3 separate regions of the Homo sapiens genome follow, and regions 1 and 3 are each linked to region 2. A link is a contact called in ENCODE Hi-C or POLR2A ChIA-PET data. All regions are on one chromosome and are shown on one strand. The core of a region is the stretch at or near the end of the contact, and the rest is flanking DNA. Distances in the headings are between cores, read along the strand shown.

Region 1 (3,036 bases), core at 519-3,018, 55 kb after region 2:
TCCCCATAACTTATCGCATCCATCACTGCCCGTCCTCTCCTCCAAGCACCCGGGCCGCGGCGTACCGAGCACGTCCCGCGGCCCCGGCCCGGGGGCAGAAACGCGGTCACCAACCAACCTGATGTCATGTAGCCCCGCGAAGCCTGGGGCGCGAAGGCCGCGGGGAAACGCTTGTGCAGGCGGTAGTCCTTCTCGCTGCGGGACCTCATGCGGTCCGAGGCCCGGTCCGAGAAATCCGAGCTAGGCCAGGCTCGCCGCAAGGTTGTGCTCCGGGTCTTCTTCATGGTGGGGAGGGCGACCTGCCGCCCCGATCCTCGGGGCCTCAGCGCCGGGGCGCAGCGCGCTCCTTCATCCGTCTACGGCGGGCACGACCCGGGCGGACTCTGCGCACATTTTCCCAGCCCCTCCTCGTCGGCGTCTACACCGCCAGCGGCGGGTCCGGCCCTCCCCACGCCCCCCCACACCCCCACGGCGAAGGCTCCGATTTTACACACGTCCCACAATGCATTACACTTCATTTGCAATCCGCCCGGCTTATAGCTTCCAGATTCCTGGGGGGAAAGGCACGTTAGGAGGCTCCCCGGCCGGGAGGAGGCGGGGAGGGGGCGGGCGGGGTGGGGGCGCCGAGACTTGCAGCGTGAAGGCAATGGGAGCGCAGACAATGGCCCGATTCAGCGCAGGAGTGCTTGGCCAACTGGGAGCCACGGCACAAAAGACCCAAACAAATGAGGCAGCCGAGGCCTCCGGGGCTGACCCGGGATCGGGCGTGCGGGAGGCCGGAGGGGCGGCGGCAGACCCTCCGCGCCGGGCAGCTCAGCGCGAGGCGTGGGGATGACAGTGTCCGAGTCGTGTCCCCGCGGGCCTATCAGCCGCACGGCCCGCAGTCCCCGGCGCTGGCTGGCTCTGCCTCCGCTGCAGTCCCCGGGAGACAGTCTTCATCACAGAGGCTCGAGCGGGGGGCGCGTGTGCACAGGATCCGAGCAGGCTCTGCAGACAGCAGCTGCGGCGGGCGGGCTCCTGCGGAATCCAGGAAGAGCCCGCGTCGTCCCCGCGACTGCAGCGCCTCGTCAATCTTCCCCTTGCCGAGGCTCCGGGCGCTGTGCGTGCGCGCGGGTGGATGGCTGGGTGGGTGCGCCGACACGCATGTGCCCCCTACACATGCATGCTCCTACTTACTGGCCGAGGCGGCGCCGGAGCCATGGCTGCCAAGGACGCCGAGCCTGCGATCGACCCCCGCGCGGCGGCAGCGCTGCTCCGGCGCGAGCGCGCGGAACGGCTATTGAAGGGCAGGAAGCAGGACAGCCGCCCAGTCTCATGCTAATCACCAGGCTGCCTTAAGTTAGAACGCGGTTCCCATCAGGCTTCTCATTTTCATGTAAAACACCCGGCGGCGGCGCGGGGACCTTGGCAGCTGCCCCAGCCTGGAGCCAGCGCTTGGATATTTACATATTTTTAGGATGGTCCCTCCCGCTCGGAGAGAGACAGCGAGCCAGCCTTCGTGGGAACGGGGAGATCTGCGGTGCGCTGCCTGGCCCACCTGCGCCAACCCCAAAGGAAGCTAAAGCCAGAGGGAGGGGAGGCCACGGCGAGCTCCCCCACAACCGCACACGCCGGGGCGCCGGGTCCACGCAGCCTGGAAGACGCAATGCAAGTGGCCTGCAGCGCTTCCTCTCTCCCTCTGGAGTCCCGGTGTAAGTCACCGCCAGCCCGCTACGCTGCATTCAGGTCCACAGCTCTTTAGATGGCACGGCTCTGCACAGCTGTTTCTGGTCCAACAACCAATCGCTAAAGGACAACAATGCGCGCGGCGCGCGAGGGGAGGAGGGGCCAATGCGCCGCCCGGGCCTGGGCGCTGGGCCCGGGACGCGGGCCTGGGACCCGGAGGTCACGCCGAGTTAAAGGCGCCCAGCCACGTTGCTGCTAACCCCGACCACGCTTTGCACTGCCGTTCATTCAAAAACGGTTATCTCCTCGATTTGGGTTTTCAAAAATGCTTTGGTACAGTAAACAACGACAAAAATAAGCCCGATTTCCTTTTTCAGCGCTGCATTTGACATGTTGGTGCATTTTTTCATCTGTGACAATGCAACGTTCAAAATCATATTTATGCTGTTGTTTCATATTCACAGGTGCCAAGATGCAGAGACAGGGATATTAAATCTTTATAGGGATATGCTTCTAACAGGCTGATATCGCAAAAACAAGCCAGTGGATTCTAGCTGGTTAGGATTCAGGAAGTTCTAACACAATCTGTGCTATTCCAAGGCTTGAATTATTTGAGGGGGGTAGCAACTATCTTGAAGAACCAGGCAGAGCAGGATGGCGTTAAGCCACAGGCATTATAAAATCTAGAATTAGAGCTCTCCTCATTCAGATCTCAAGACCGCCCTCTATAACCTGTGGCCACTGTACTACCTCTTGGGATACCCAGGGTAAATAAATAAATAATCACTAAGTAGCCTATGGAATTTATATTTACATAATCAAAATGTATTACTGTCAACCAATTCACTAATGTTCTGTGGTTTTTATTTTTAATTGGGAAAGGCACTTCTAGTTCAATGTCTTCTTTCCTGTAAGAGAACTGCTAAGAACAGAAAGATTACAGCTTTAGAAGTTATAGAAGGCACTTTTAGTTCAATGTCTTCTTTCCTGTAAGAGAACTGCTAAGAACAGAAAGATTACAGCTTTAGAAGTTATAGAAAGCTAGCTGTATAAAGCAGGGATCCCCAATTCCCAGGCCATGGACTGCTTGGATATTTACCTACCCCACAGATATTTACGGACCCCGTGCAGCTTCTAGTCCTCGGCCCATTAGCAACCAGGCAGCACAGCAGGAGGTGGGTGGTGAAGCTTCATCTGTATTTACAACAGCTCTCCATTGCTTACTGGCATTACCTCCTGAGTTCAGCCTCCTGTCAGATCAGTGGCTGCATTAGATTCTCACAGGAGCACGAACCCTATTGTGAACCATGCTTGGAGGGATCTGGGTTGCGTGCTCCTTATGAGAATCTAATGCCTGATGATCTATCACTG
Region 2 (2,991 bases), core at 187-2,686:
ATTTAGGGGTACTGCACTTGTACCGCTGAATCTAAAACATTAAAAAATGAATATATAAAAGAATAAAGCAAGGGTGAAGCGCTGCAAAGCTGGCTACAGATTCTTGCTAGCTGGCCTTGTATTTGGTGAACGGAGGTAGCTGGGCTGACGATCATCCAGCTTCCTCACATGCCGGTGGCCTGACCTCACATAAAGCAAGGTGGCTGGCAGAGTCCACCGTTCTATGCAGCAGCAGCAGCAGCAGCAGCAGCAGCAACCATCACTTGTCGTTCGATGTGTTTTTATTCTTTGTTTATGCTTTTAAAGGCTTATAAATTTTTATGAACTGTTTGAGGGGTAAATACATTGGGGTGGCAATATGACAGCTCGGTGAGCTCTGTCCAAAAGCTTGCTCACATGCTTCCCATTTGTGACACGATGAACCAGATAGCCCAACTCAACTATGGTATGTGTCCCCCCTAGCGACACATACCTTAGTTGGAGACACTGCCTTAACCTTTCCAGGGCATTGGGTTACTATTTATGAATGTGATAAAACATTCTCTAACCAACCGACAAAACCCTGGAGAGCATCCAAGTCGCTGTGTCACAGAGAACCAGGGGTAGGGCTGAGGGGTGTAGCTCATGTGTCTCTGTCACATCAGCACCTTGATGTATTTGTTTCACAAACCACCATAAACATTTCCAGATCTTTGCGTCTGTAAACACAGCTTCCCTTTACAGCTTTAAGTTGAAACTGTCAGAGCATTATTCAGCAGATAGTTTTGGAGCAATCAGATATTATGGTCAATTAATGAAAGACTATAATATCAATATTAGGATATAAACCAGCCAATTTCAAGGAATCTAAAAATGAACTAAACCTCCTGACCAAGCAAATCCGACACTCTTTACATCCCCCTTTATGGCCCTTACGACTCATTATAGATAAAAGGCTTTAAAAAGTAATCAATGCCAAAATATCCTCTAGAAATGAACAAGTTTGCTTACCCAATGTAAATGCACTTTAATGTATCATTTATCCACCAATAGATATTGTCACTGATGCCAGCAATCAAATGAAATGTTGACTCTGAGCAGAATGACTAATATGGAGGGTTATCTCTTTTTTTAGAATACGCTTGAGATTCTCTATGCAGCATACACACGTGTTAAGTTATCTATAATATACACATGCACATATAAAAGATTGAATAAAGGCAGCTGTAAAACTTCCTAACATGTTACAGTCGGTAATTAACGCAAATCGGAATGAAAACACTCTAGACTGCAGTCTTTTGGAGGCAGGAGCTCATGATCCCCAAAGATTCAGAAGCATTACCTCATTGCAGCCTTGAGACAAGCTGAGCATTCACTCTAGGTCTTACCCAGCATGCACCGGTTCACACAAAGACAACAGAGGCGTGACCAATCACATTGTGGCTAGCAGGCACTGTTTCAAAGCGCTCTCCCAATATTACCCATTGACATGCTTGCTGGCAGCCTGCTGAACTTGTCGTCATGACAACACATCCCAGCTGCTCACGGAGGCTTGTTATATTACTTTTCCTTTTCACCACTCACTTAGCTAATTAAAAATTTAGAACTATGTTTTGCATGTTGGATGCAAACTGAAACAATGCAGGTTCCTTTTTTCTTTTCTAGTCTCTATTTTTTTTTCCAATGGAGCTTTTAAAAATGCTGGGAAAAGCAAATTGAAGGACACTCCCATGAAGTCCCAATATAACCAATCAATAGAGAGACTGCATGTAGCTCCAGCCAGATGGAATTTGTCGCTAAACCTACTCCGCAGCAAAGCAAATCCAAATCATGAACATCACTGAAGATGTTCTTCCTGTTCTGAAATCTAGAAGCCAATTCAGCATAGATATTTATGTTGAAATATTCACATTATTCTTGGTCAAAATGTTCTTTCAATATTTTTATTTAACATGATTCTGATGTAAAACAGCTCTACCCATAATTCCACAATGCAAGCAGAGTAAATAAATAAATAAATAAAGCACAGCGAGAAGATCTTGTGAAAACTGCCAATATGGCAAGTATTAAAGGAGGTTCCTGGTAAAAAGCATGCCCGCAAACCTGACACATGTTTTAGATTTGATCACCAAAATGCACCACTGCGGGGGAAGGGGAGGAACGGCAGCCTTGCAGTGGAAAAACCATGGAAAGAAAATGCCAGCTTTTGTTTACCAAAGCATGAGAAATAAATTAAACCTCTCAAAGTGTTTCGAAGGCGATGGCTGCCTCACGAATATCACCTTTTTGAAAACCCCCCCTTCCGCCCTGAGTTAGACCTTCCTAACTGGCGTTGATACCAAAGGCATTCTTAGAATTCTAAGGTAAAAATTTGTCTTCAGATTTCAGATTTCCACATAACACATTTAACAGAGTAGAAAGAAAATGAAAATTCGAAGCTATGTTCATTGTAAATAAGCAGAGATAGGAGACATCAAAGTGGCTTAGAAAATCCAAGTGTTACAGCTGAGGGGAGAGGTCTGCACTAATTTCAATGAAATGAGAACACCGAGACATCAAAAACATGCTGAGAGAGCTGGCGTGCCTTCTGCCTCTTCCCAGGTTAGTCTCCTAATTTTTTTCAGTCTGAAATAATCCAGGACTGTCTGATTTGTAGCATTCAGTCCTCAAGCACAGTGCAAATGTATCCACAGAGAGCCTGGCCTATTCTCTCCAGAACTGCCCACATCCCTGAATTTTCAGGTCTACCGTCAATATCACTGAAAAGGAGTCCCACCCACTGAGAGAGTTAGGAAGAGAAACTTCAAGGAAGCCGTACAGAGTTCTAATTGCCAGTGAGGGATACTGGAGGAGTGCGGGCCCGGGACACCGAGGCAGACATCATGAGCAGAGCTACTTGGGGTGTTAAAGGTAAATACTGCTTATTCTCTGTCTTCTTACTTCAAGTAACCAACAGACGGAAGATCTAAGATGGGCTTTTCAGTTAAACATGGCAGACTGCAAACAGTGTCT
Region 3 (2,937 bases), core at 437-2,936, 57 kb before region 2:
ATGCCAATTACTGAAATTGGAGGTGAAAATATTCTAGATTTATTTTGGGATATATATATTTTATGGTGTATGGCTCCCAACAGCACATGCCACTGAACTAAATAAAACTTTATGTCAGAACACTTACTTGTGTCATATGTAACCCTTTTGCAAATAATATTCCATTACTACAGATCTGTCCCACTGTTCTCAGAAAATAAAACATGGGAACGTTGGAATGTCTCCTTGCTATAAGATGAAATTATTGGTCATCCCTTTGCTGCTGGGTCTTCTTTGTGTTCAACATGACATTGTAAACCAAAGCAAAATGTTAACAAACCATTTGGAAATAAGTTGGTCTAATTAACTACACATCCAGCTAAAAACGCCTCCTGAAATTGGTTACAAAGTATCTGTAAACATTACTCTGGCATAGTTCATGTATGCATAATTGTTATTCTGATAAATTTTAGGGGAGTACAAATTCGGATTATACCGCACTAGCAGAATGAGCACATTCTGTTGTTTATTACATGGGCACATGTATATTTCTAATCAAAAATTATTTTAAAAGTTTTCTCTATACATATCTTCCCAGGAATAAAAGGCCTGAAGTTCAACACTCCCTAAATTTGCTCTTTCCTACAACCACTAAAAATTATCTCCCACAGCCTAATTTAGGCATTCTATTTAAAACTACATAAAATAGATTTATGTCCTTCCATTAGAAAGAATAACATCCTCAGGCCCTACTCTTCATTTGTATCACAAAGAACATTTTGCTTTTAAACAAACTAATTATTGTATCTATTAGAGTAAGATAGGGTCATCCTAAGTATCACAAGGAGGAAATTCTCTTCCTTCAATATTTGAGTAACACCTTTTACAAGTCCACATCACCTTTTCAATCACCTAATGCTGTGCCCCAGCCAGACTGGAAATTGCTTTCCTTTGTCCACTTCAGATTCAAAGGCCTATATTCCTGTTTGTGATCACGGAAGGTTAAAAAAATCAGACAAGCATCTGTGACACTTCAAAACAAAACCCTGAAAACATTCACTCCCAGTGATCTCCATTGCGACCCCTTCTCACACACTTCCATGGGCTCCTGCAAAATAGTGTCACGAAAACTCACAGTGAAAAATGACTGGTGCATAAACAATTCACACACAAAGGGCCGGGGTCCCTTCTAGTTAGTTTGGCATCTATTTCCCTCAAGGTGGACCCTTGCATTTGACATTTCGTGGTAGCTTAGTTTTGTTTTTTGTTTTTTTTTTTTAAATTTTTTTTGTTTTGTTTTGTTTTTTTTTTTTTGGAAGTGTCAAGGATCAGTTCTGTGGCACCGTTTAACCACAGACTGGGAGCAACACGCATCTGTGGCATTTTAAAATGGAATTGGCAACTGCATGACATTGAAAATGCGTATTACACTTACAGTGTCTAGACTTTCCTATGTGTGCTCAGATACAATTAGTGAAGCAAAAGTATACATATCACCCCTACTGTTACTCAGTTGCTACAGAGCCATAAATGTGAAAAGCAATACTCTGAAATAAAGATTTTTTGTTTTTTTGCCCTAGCCCTACTTAGCAGCACAGTTTAAGTAAACACAAAAACTGTGGTTGAGATGCTTGTCTTTCCAAAGATGTAAACATCAGTCCCAGTGTCGTAAACTTTGCTGTATCGAATGAGACAGAAGATCTGAGGCAGAAGGACAATCACACGCTAGTAACAGAAGCTTGCAAGCAGTTGGAAGGTTTCTGTAGCTTCTCAGCTTCATTTGTCGGGGGCTCCGCGCTCGCTCGGAAGTTGAAGGCTGGACCAGCTCCACCATGGGCCGGGCTCAAAGCGGGGTTCTGACGACGGTTACTTTCAACAATGCTTGATGTGTTGGAAGCCAGGCTCTCCCGAGTACTAAAAGAGCAAAAAGGGTTTGTTTTGTTTTGTTTGGAACATAAATAATTATAAATTGAGCCCCAGAGGAAGAGCAAATGATGTCGTTAATGGATTTCCTCTGTTGGTTCATAATGTCATATCAATATACATCTCGACTGATTATTCACATCTGCCTCTCCACCACTGGCTCCAGAAGCTTCCACAGACATGTAATAATCAGCAGCACACTCAGTGAATAAAGGGTTTTTAAATAGCTAAATGCACTTTGAAATGTCTTCTCCTTTTTTTCACACTCAACGAAACGACTTCAAAATTTGAGGTGATAGCTAGCTATCACAGTGGTTTTTAAAACAGATACTCATAAATACACCTAAGTCATGATTTCATTTCAGGCTGGAAATTCACTGGCATAGCCGCTCCTGAACACACTCGATAATTTTATCCTAATGATTCCATTTTCATTCTGGATTAGCAGATTTCGACTGTGGGGGACTTGAGCATGCCCTTTTTTGGGGGACCCTGGGCATTTGCCGCAAAGATGGGAATAAAATTCACTTTAAACGTTTTATTCCACTGTTTCAAAATTTAACACTTTAGTTAAAATACATTATATTTTCGATAAAGGAACTTCGATTTTTTTTTCCCATTCATTTGTTAAGTTTCCACTCATTTCTGCCCCACTTCGGCAGGATTGTTTTTGTTTGGATTTTTTGTTTTTGTTTTTGTTTTGTTTTGTTTTGTTTTTGGAGTCAAGGTCTTGCTCTGTCCCCCAGGCTGGAGTGCAGTGGTGTGATCTCAGCTCACTGCAACCTCTGCCTCCCAGGCTGAAGCAATCCTCCTACCTCAGTCTCCCGAGTAGCTGGGACCACAGACATGTGCCACCACACCCGGCTAATTTTCGTGTTTTTAGTAGAGACTGGGTTTCCCCATGCTGCCCAGGCTGGTCTCGAACTCCTGAGTGCAAGCAATCCGCCCGCCTTGGCCTCCCAAAATGCTGGGATTATACGTGAAGTATTTTCTTTTTAAAATAATTCGTATAGAATACAGGTGATTTAAAAGCTG

What was found. A loop is a pair of places that touch in the nucleus more often than their neighbours do. ChIA-PET counts read pairs that join two places held with the same protein, here RNA polymerase II (POLR2A). Pooled maps may share reads with other maps.
Region 1: a loop to region 2 is called in a map of dorsolateral prefrontal cortex, with 7 times the contacts of the local background. The contact joins the promoter of STOX2 here to the enhancer-like site in region 2. A Hi-C loop is called at or near these places in 9 of 168 maps with a recorded cell type or tissue (Right ventricle myocardium inferior, cardiac septum, dorsolateral prefrontal cortex and 3 more) and 9 of 50 pooled maps. POLR2A ChIA-PET finds 5 or more read pairs at or near these places in 5 of 52 experiments (H1, HEK293T, Panc1 and 2 more).
Region 3: a pooled map shows a loop between it and region 2 (2.6-fold over the local background). The contact joins two enhancer-like sites. A Hi-C loop is called at or near these places in 2 of 168 maps with a recorded cell type or tissue (both heart right ventricle) and 2 of 50 pooled maps. POLR2A ChIA-PET finds 5 or more read pairs at or near these places in 2 of 52 experiments (H1 and SK-N-SH).

The regions. Positions count from the first base shown.
Region 1 is chr4:183,904,039-183,907,074 of GRCh38, reverse strand. It overlaps STOX2 (storkhead box 2), which reads right to left and starts at 1,768. Exons shown (of 4, transcript NM_020225.3): 1 at 119-1,768. The coding sequence starts at 284. RefSeq lists enhancers at 808-1,515, 1,516-2,225.
Region 2 is chr4:183,958,621-183,961,611 of GRCh38, reverse strand. All of the region lies in intron 1 of STOX2 (storkhead box 2), which reads right to left. Among named protein-coding and RNA genes, the nearest start is that of STOX2, 55 kb to the right of the region's middle. Within about 2 kb of position 1,436, at least 7 of the 41 ENCODE cell types and tissues checked have a DNase peak (open chromatin) inside an H3K27ac peak, as active enhancers do; they include dorsolateral prefrontal cortex and heart right ventricle, where a contact is called at or near this core.
Region 3 is chr4:184,016,045-184,018,981 of GRCh38, reverse strand. STOX2 (storkhead box 2) reads right to left here. Exons shown (of 4, transcript NM_020225.3): 4 at 1-1,893. The coding sequence ends at 1,698. Among named protein-coding and RNA genes, the nearest start is that of STOX2, 110 kb to the right of the region's middle. RefSeq lists an enhancer at 1,295-1,794. Within about 2 kb of position 1,686, at least 4 of the 41 ENCODE cell types and tissues checked have a DNase peak (open chromatin) inside an H3K27ac peak, as active enhancers do.